Regions from separate parts of the Homo sapiens genome. Here region 2 is linked to region 1. The links are chromatin loops, found by intact Hi-C in ENCODE. Cell type or tissue: B cell. All regions are shown on one strand. Links, peaks and the distances in the headings refer to the core of each region. The heading gives the core; the rest is flanking DNA. Region 1 has its middle 20 kb from the start of DGCR6L. Region 2 holds the start of LINC02891 (long intergenic non-protein coding RNA 2891).

Region 1 (4,370 bases), core at 315-4,314:
GGTGTGGGATGCAGGGGAGGGAAAGGTGCCTGAGAGCAGCATGCAAACAGCCTGGGCTCAGGAAGAGCCGATGGCATGACAGGTGCTGGGGAGAAAGGCGTGATAGGTGTGGACAGGGGCCACAGGAGGAGGGATGGTCCTCAGGAAGGGGAGACTGGTGGCTATGGCCGGCTGCCGAGGCTAGCCTCTCTCCAGCAAAATGAGCCTGGATTCATCCACTCCTTTTGTCTCTCCCCTTTGCTCTGTGGTGCCGGCAGGAGGAAGAGGAGCAGAAAAACTGTTGCTCCATTCATCAGGAAGCCTCTCTCTCTCTCGAGTGGTGGTGATGGTGTCCCCCAGGGGCACCTGGCAATGTCTGGAGACATTTACGGCTGTCCCGACTGTGTATGTCTGTGTGTGTGTGTACTACAGGCCTCTGGTTCCTGGAGGCCAGGGATGCTGATACACAACCTGCAATGCACAGGGCAGCTCCCACAAGGAAATTATTCAGCCTCAAATTTCAACATTGCAGAACAGGTCAGGGAGTGCAAGGTACCTCCTGCTCTTTCCAGCAGGTGCAAGGTGCACAGGGAGAAGCAGGTGGGTGAGGTGGGAGGAGGCTGGAGCCAGACCCAGCGTCTGTGGGGTGCAGGAATATCGTGAGGTGACGAGGGGCCCAGCGGTGAGTGATGGGGAGGGGTGCACTACGGCAGGCCGCCAGGGGCGGTTCCACCAAGAAAGTGACATCTGGGAGGGGCATTGAGGCAAAGGGGCCGCGAGAGGGTAGGTGCTCTAGAGGTGGCCCACGGGCGGGCGGCACTGAGGCCGGGCCTGCAGGGGAGGCGGTGTGGCCAGCGGACTCTTGTTGGGTGGCAAGGGAAGGGAAGAACCACAGGGCTGCACAGGTTCCGAGGGGGCCTAGTGGTCCGCATTTGCCCTTGGGTGGGCGGTGGGACTGGGAGGACAGGAGAGGAGCGCGGGGCAAGCCCCTAAGAGGCCTGAGGGGTGGGAGGGAGAGGACGGCTTCCCATACGCCCATTTAGACCAGAGGAGAAGCGGACCCACTTTGAGGGCTGGATTCTCAGCCGATCCGGCCTCAGCTGTGGGTCCACGCGGCTCAAGGACCAGGGAGGAACCCAGGTGTGCGGCTGCGCTGATCGGCGGGCTCCGGACCCACCTGGCTGGCCTGGGGACCTGGGAAACCCGGTGTGGTGGGGAGACCGCAAGCCTGGTCAGGGGTCCCGCTCCCAATGGGGCGGGTCTCCTGTGAGGAAGGCGGAGCTCAGGGCGGGTAGCCCCGGGGACCGGGTCTCTCGCGGGGGTGTGGCCACGGCCCGGTGGGCGGGGCCTGCTGTGGACGCACAGAGGTCTGCAGCGCGCGGGGCGGAACCTCCCGAGGAGAGGGCGCGGCTGGGAGCGCGGGGCGGGGCCTTCCGAGGAGAGGGCGAGACTGGGAGTGTGAGGCAGGGCTTCCCACGGAATGGGGGCGCGGAGCCGGTCCTCCCGAGGAGCGGGCGCGGCTGGGAAGGCGGGTCGGGTCCTCTCGAGGAGCGGGCGCGGCTGGGAGCGCGGGGCGCGGCCTCAAGAGGAGAAGGGGCGGTGGGTCCTGGGGCGTGCCAGAACCCTTGAGGAAGAAGCGCTGGTGTTCTGGAGTATGACCACCGGAGCCGGCCGGGCCTCGGGTTGGGGCGGGGCCTCAGGGGTGGGGTTGGGACTTCGGGATGGGTTCTCCAGAGGTGAGAGCTGGGGTCGTAGGGTGGACCGGCGTCTGCTGAGGAAAGGGAGCTGCTTGGAGCGCGGGGCGAGGGACTCACGTGGAGAAGGCGTGGGCCCTACGGCGGGCGGGGCGGGGCCTCAAGAGGAGCGGGTGCAGATGCTAGGGAGGGGCGGGGCCCCTGGGATGGGGCGGTGTCTCCCGAGGAGTGGGCGCGGCTCGGAGCGTGGGACTTCTAAGGAGAGAGCGCGGCTAGGGGGCATGCGGGGCGGGGAGGGGCGGGGCGGGACCAATAGCGCATACTTAAGCGGCCCGGGCGGGTACCGGCGTCCCGCCATGGCTCTGCGGCGCGTCTTGCCCGCGCTGCGCCCCTACATTCCCCGCTTCGCGCCGCTGTCCACGGCGCCGGCCGCCAGCGAGCAGCCCGCCGCGGGCCCAGGGGCCGTGCCAGGACGTGGGTCGGCCAGGGCAGTGCGGCCGCTGGTGCCCGCCGTGGACTTCGGCAACGCGTAGGAGGCGTACTGCAGCTGGCGAACCTGGGAGCTGGCGCGCAGCCTGCTGGTGCTGCGCTTCTGCGCCTGGCCCGCGCTGCTGGCGCGCCACGAGCAGGTGCGCGGGGTGCAGCCGGGGCGCGGGGCTTCTGCCCGTCCCGGGAGCCTTTACGGAGTTTCCTGGCGTGAAACGGGTGCCTCCCAAGCATCTCCTGGAGCAAGGGAAGCCAGGAAGGGAGGCGTTTCCTGCAGTCCCTTTCTGATATCGCGAATTTTCCTACTTCTCGATGTCTACCAACTAAAAACAATGGTCGTTTTAATATTTACGATATATACCACTTGTGGGAATACAGAGTTATCACTTGGAATTTAAAATGGAGTATTCTTCATGTTGACACAAGAGAAGCCTGGTGTAGGGCTCATAGCCTGGAACCCCAGAGTTCAATCCCCGGGACCCAGCCGCTTCCCAGACACGGCCACTCTGAGAACACTGTTGGGGAAAAATGGGAAGCCCCTCAAACGCCCAGCTTTGAACTCACCCATGGTAACTTTAAAAAGTGTCAGGGCTTTTGGTGGCGGTGGTGGGGGGCAACAAGCAGAACACTGTTTTAGCCGCATCAGCCTAGGGGTACTAGAGATGACGGTTATCTCCAGGTGACCCTGGGAAGAGTTTGCAAGGTTCCGCTTTTTGGCGCCAGGGTATCTGGTGGTGTTGATTTCTCAGGTGAGACTGTACAGAGGTCGGGGGCTGCACCCCTGGCCTCAACAGGAGGCGGGGGAAGGCGGGGGACGGTGTGAGATGAGAAGCACCGAGCCACACTTGAGCTTAGGTGAGGCCTCGGCGGGTGCGAGGTGAGGGCAGGGATCCACGAACTCAGAGTCAGATGCTGTTGGCCCGAATCCCATGGGGAGCGCCAAGGTCAGCCTAGGACCCGTGGTGGCGGGAGTGCGGAGGATGGTGGAGGAAGAAGGAGCTGAACTGGACAGATGGAGGGCTCTGGGAGGGCACTGCTGTGCTTGTGCACACAAGGATGTCTTAAGGTCAAGTTTTGGCCATAGAGAGCCCCGGCCAAGGAGACAGGAGGGCGAGAAGGGACATCCCAGGTAGAGGAACTGGCAAGGTGAGGGACGGCGATGTGGAGGCTTTGGGGAGTGCCCACATCTAAGGGGCATCCCAAAAGAGGAGCCAGTGCTGGTGGTGCTGCAATAGGAGGAGGAGGCAGCAGGGCAGGAATGCCAGGGGAGGGAGTGGCCAGCCACAGGGCAAGGACGGGCATTCTAGGTGGCAGCTGAGTGGGACAGAGACTAGCCATGCAGAAGCCATGCCCACCTTGTGGCCAGGATGTAGTGGGGGCTAGGAAGGCACCAGGTCAGGTTTCTTTTTTCTTTTTTTTCTTTTTCTTTTCTTTTCTTTTCCTTCCTTCCTTTTCTTTTCTTTTTTTTTTTTTTTATGGAATTCGCTCTGTCACCAGGCTGGAGTGCAGTGGCGCGATCTCTGCTCACTGTGACCTCCACCTCCCTGGTTCAAGCGATTCACCTGCCTCAGTCTCCCGAGTGGCTGGGATTACAGGCACGCGCCACCACACCCAGCTAATTTTTGTATTTTCAGTAGAGACAGGGTTTCATCATGTTGGCCAGGATGGTCTCAATCTCCTGACCTCATGATCTGCTCACCTTGGCCTCCCAAAGTGCTGGGATTACAGGCATGAGCCACTGTGCCCAGGGAGCTGGTGCCGCATCTTCTGCCTGGGAATCCCTTCCTGACACAGCCTCTGGGGGCCAGAGATGGGGGGAGCAGGGCTCCAGGGGTAGAGAAGCCAGAGGTCACTAAGGCCCAGTGTCCTTCCGTGTTAGAAACACCCGACCCTGCACAGCCCCATGCTGGCCCCAGCAGCCCTCCGTCAGGGGCAGCGGGTCCCAGGCCTGTTTATGTTTTTGTTTGTTTGTTTCAAATGAGACTGGGTCTTGCTCTGTTGCCCATGCTGGAGTGCAGTGGTGTGATCATAGCTCACTGCAGCCTAGACCTCCTGAGCTCAAGCCATCCTCCCACCTCAGCCACTTGAGTAGCTGGGTCTACAGGTGCATGCCGCCACACATGGCCAAGTTTTTTTTTTTTTAATTTTTGTAAAGAGGAGGTCTCACAGTTGGGCGTGGTGGCTCATGCCTGTAATTCCAGCACTTTGGGA
Region 2 (4,370 bases), core at 86-4,085, 94 kb before region 1:
AGGGGGCTGTGAGTGCCCATCAGGGAGCCTGGACAGGTCCCGCCTCTCACAGCTGTCCCACTCTCTGGAGCTGCCTTGGTGGCAGATGGCACTGTCCTAGAAAGGTGAGGCTGGAGCTGTCTCTTCCACCAGGGGTGGCCAAGGACGCTTCCAGGGTCTTCCATGCAGGCCTCCAGGGTCACCCTGGGCGTGGCTGAGGGCATGCAGACCACGCTGTGCTCCCCCCCACCCCCCATGCCCGTCGCTTGCCTGACATGCTCCTCAGCTGTCTTGCCCCGCAGAAGCTGTGTGGTCTCCCCTGTGAGTAGAGTCGGGCTCCATGATCCTCCGGAGCAGCGCCAGGGACTCTCCCCAGGCACAATTTTAAAGGGGGCCCTAGGACCTGCCAGGTCCACGGAAGTGGTCCTTGTAACTCTCTCCCTGGTGGCAGCCTCTGGTGCATTCCGGCAGGGGCAGCCCCTCCTCATCACAGGGACCCTGTGTGCCAGGCCCCAGCTGCGTTGCCGCTGAATTATGGATTTAATAGCAGAGAAGCCTTGCAGGCCGCCTGTGCTGGCTCGGGAAACCGGGGCCCAGCCGGGGCCTGTCACGGTCCTGGTGCCGCCCTGCTTCCTGTCGGCGCCACGGAGCAAGCGGAGAGATTTATCTTCCCGGCTTTAAGAGGTACTAACGGAGGAGGCTGAGAGGCAGGAGCTGAATAATTGATGGCCTTCTCTGGCTCAGGATCTGCTGAAAATGACACGGTGCAAGGCAGAGGGGCTGAGAGTGCTGACCACAAAATGCTGAGAAGCCACTCCAGGGCGGTCACGGCCAGAAGGAGGACCCCCACTCAGGACGGGGTCACAGGCATTTGGGGCGGGTGTCAGAGGCTCCTGCCCTGGGTCATTCCAGGGGGCCAGGATACCCAGAAGCTGGGCCTAGAGGCCCACAGGGCTGGCTCACCCCCACTTCCCTCTCACACGCCTGCCATCACCGGTGCTTCAGCCCAGCAACCCCATGGCTCGTTGGCCCCGTCCACAGCCCCCACTGCCTCCTGTGTGCTGGGCGTGGGCCTCTGAGCTCTACTCTCAGCCTCCTTAGCCCCAGGAGAGGAGTGGAGGACAGGGGTTTAACGTGGGGTGTGGTGCGGAGCGGGGAGGGCTGTGGCGCCCCCTCAGCCCCTCCTTTCCTAACAGCCTCAGCCTCCCCCCTGGAGAATCCCCTACCTGCTGGGCACATCTGGCCTCTCCCCACCATTCTGTCTCCAGCCGGGAGATCTCTACCCAGTGAAACAGTGAAACAGGAAGGGTTCCCTGGTTACCCCGCGCAGGGCGCAGGGCATGCAGCGGGGGAGTGGCTCGCTTCTTCAGTGCCCCACCGCTCACACCTCTAGGGGAGCATACAGACGGGCAGGCTGTGGGGCTCTGACCCCATGGCAGTGTCTGGGGGTGAATGTTTACAGCTCTTGAAACCCCAGTGGGAGTGCGTTACCGGGTGGTCTTTTAGTCTAGCGGTCTGTAGGTGGCTGGTGAGAGTGAGCTCAATTAGACCCCTGCCTTATAACAAGGACAGAGGAATTTCTGTATCCCAGGGTTTCTTGCCTTGGTGTACCAAAAAATTGGATCACACGTGGGCTTGGAGAATGAGTGCAAGGTTTTATTGAGTGGAAGTAGCTCTCAGCAGATGGGGGAGCCAGAGGGGAGATGGTTTTCCCCTGGAGTCAGGCAACATTCTCGGGATGTCCAGCAGCTTGTCTTCTTCCACCAGTGTGTTCCTCTCCCCACACAGAGGCTTCTGTCTCTGCCTTGCTAGGGTCTTGGGTTTTTATAGGCATAGGATGGAGGCATGGCAGGCCAGGGTGGTCTTGGGAAATGCAACATTTGGGCAGGAAATGCCTGTCCTCACCTAGGTTCGTGGGGGTGGAGCCCTAGGCAGGGACCACGCCCTTCTCTACGGAGCACTTCCCGTCCCTCCTCTGTATCATTTAAAGGGACCACGCTTTTCCCTTCTCAGCACTTCCTTTCCGTATCAACAGGAGGCCAGGGACTGGCTGGACCCCTAGGAGCCAGGTCCTACGGATAGGTGAGCCGGCCCCCCAGGGCAAACACCTCCACTGGGCAGACCTGACTGCCCAGAGCTGGATTCTTTACTTGTAAAAGGGGCCATGAGTGACACAGGCTCGGCCTGCTGTGCCTTGAGGAAAGGAGAGGCTAAAAATTCTGCCTTCTCTCCTAAAGCCAGCCGGGCTCTTTATGGTGGGGGAAGGAAGGATTTGTTTATTTGCACTCTTCTGAAATAAAAGTTCTCTATCCTCCCTCCTGGCTGGAGTTGGGAGGGCCCCATGGGTGGGCTCTGAGATGTGGCACACGGTACCCAGGGCAGGGCTGGGAAGGGTGGGGTGCAGGGGCCTCCCTGGCTGCAGGGCCCACCCACCAGGTGCCTGGGCTTGCTGCACTGAGCAGGCATGGGCTCTGGCCCCCCTCACTGTCCCTTCCAGGCCCAGCCTGTGTTCAGGGCCCAGGACAGGGTCTGGCCAGCAGGCCCCAGGCCTCCAAGATGTTCTCAGCCTCTGGAGTGTGTGTGATGATGAGCACTCATGGAGCTTCCTGTATGCTGGGCCCTGGGCTTCTGAGAGGGCCACCGGGTGGCGACTGAGTCACGAGGTGGAGGGCCAGTCCCAGGGACTCCAGGTGACCTCGTGTCGGCACCACGCCCTTCTCCCATGGGCAGTCCTGGGCGCCCCTTCCTGGCCTTGGGCCCAGTGGCCTGTGGCCTGACCCCGTCCACTCCTGCTTGGTTGTCCCAGCAGCAGCAGGAGCCCATGCTGGAGAAGGTGTTATGGGGCAGGTGGAGGGCCCGGCTGACTCAGATGATCCCCCAAGTTTCTTTTCAATGAACACTTGTTTAGTGCAGTTTTTCCTCCTCAAATCCCCCTCACACAGGCAGACACCCTCTTGGCCCAGGGTAATCTGCTGAGCCTTTGCTCAAATATAGCAGCTTTGCTGCTTTCTAAACACAACTAATCCAATTTGGGATTTGGGGATTCGAGGTGGGCAGCACTGGGCCTCAGATGAGCCCCCATCACCCCAGACCCATGCAGGAAGAGCCAGGCAGGGTGGGGCCCTGGGGCCACCTGGTGGGCTCAGGGCCAGGGCATCGCGATGTCCCCATCCTTCACACTACGGGGCTTCCTGGCTGCAGAGTTGGGGACTCAGCTGGGAATGCTGGCCATAGAGGCAGAGAGCCCCCATCCTGCTGGGCCAGCCCTGACCTGGCTTCTCCAGGGTGGCCCAGTGTCCCCTTCTGCCCTTCCCCTGGCTCCCACCGTCCACATCCCTCTATCTGCCCACCCTGGACAACAACCAGCACAGTGCAGTGTGGCCCTGCAGTGACACCACCTGCAGAGAGGTCAGGCCCAGCCTCCCCCGTCTCCTAAAAGGCCAGCAGGTCCCAGGAGCTGGGGGTGGGGCCTGGCTGTGGGGCCTCCATGCCCCAGGGGCCAGGGCAGACCCTCCTTAGCCGGCAACCACTGCAGATTCCTCCCCTGGCCAGCACTCGGGGACCTCCCTGCCCCTGCCCCGTCCCCCTACCTTGCCTGCTGAGACATAGGGCTCCACGGGTCTCTCTCCTGGGGCCGGGCTGACTGTGGCCTGCGAGGGGCAGTCATCGTGTTGGGTTTTCCTGCCAGAGGCAGAAACCACAAAATTACCTGGAACATACACGCCCCAAGTGACAGATTCAATTCAATTCCACAAATATTGACCTCGCGTCTAATCCACTCGTCCTCCAGTGCCAGCTCATTCCTGAGAAGCCCAGCCTGGCAGCCGCAGATCCCATTTAATCCCAGCCCCACAATGTCACCAGCTCGCAGCTTGGGAGCTGGGCTCATCCAGGCCCTGGCAGGTGGGGCCAGAGCTGGGCTCTGACCTCTGTACCCACACTTACCACCATGTAAAGTGCTGGGAAGAGGGGTGGGGAGTCACGGCAAGTTGAGGGTCCAGGCTTGCCCCAGCTCGCCAGATGCTCGCCCTGGCTGCCCTGACCTAGCAGCTAATCTCTGCGGGGCACTGCGGCTACATGGTGACTCCAGCACGGGGACATTTATCAGAAATGGAACTGATGGATTAAAGTGGAACCAAGCGAATTGATTTTTCTCCCTGGGCACTGAAATGCTGCGCTTAATCAAGCGATCAACTCCGTGGGCAGGGTGGCTGTGGGGACGGAGGTGGGGGACAAGGGGATGGTGGCCATGGTGGGGACTGAAAGGTGGCTATGGGGACAGATGAGGTGAGCCAGGTGGCCCTGGGGTCGAGCTCCAGCCCAGCCTCTGGCAAAGAGGCCCTGTGTGCAGAAGTCCGGGTGTGATGCCCTCCCCCCACCGATTGTGTGAT

What was found. A loop is a pair of places that touch in the nucleus more often than their neighbours do. Peaks named below come from ENCODE experiments on the same cell type or tissue, not always from the same donor. Only the 100,000 strongest peaks of a DNase experiment are listed, where the experiment ranks them.
Region 2: it touches region 1 in a loop (15-fold over the local background); 2 of 110 quality-filtered maps call a loop at or near these places.

Annotation. Positions count from the first base shown.
Region 1 is chr22:20,297,731-20,302,100 of GRCh38, forward strand. It overlaps the pseudogene PRODHLP. Among named protein-coding and RNA genes, the nearest start is that of DGCR6L, 20 kb to the right of the region's middle. RefSeq lists an enhancer at 277-778 and silencers at 1,232-1,501, 1,542-1,721, 1,742-1,881, 1,952-2,261. In B cell, for the core only: no CTCF peak of the experiment used is centred there; DNase peaks (open chromatin) are centred at 1,381 and 1,891; H3K4me3 peaks cover 1,460 bases.
Region 2 is chr22:20,204,404-20,208,773 of GRCh38, forward strand. It overlaps LINC02891 (long intergenic non-protein coding RNA 2891), which reads right to left and starts at 515. Exons shown (of 4, transcript NR_038460.2): 1 at 250-515; 2 at 1-96. LINC00896 (long intergenic non-protein coding RNA 896) reads left to right here and starts at 1,929. Exons shown (of 1, transcript NR_026919.1): 1 at 1,929-4,134. It overlaps LOC105372862 (a long non-coding RNA gene), which reads right to left. Exons shown (of 3, transcript XR_938009.3): 2 at 3,570-3,660; 3 at 1,615-1,842. RefSeq lists enhancers at 2,046-2,285, 3,494-4,024. In B cell, for the core only: no CTCF peak of the experiment used is centred there; a DNase peak (open chromatin) is centred at 1,948; H3K4me3 peaks cover 1,463 bases; H3K27ac peaks cover 1,431 bases.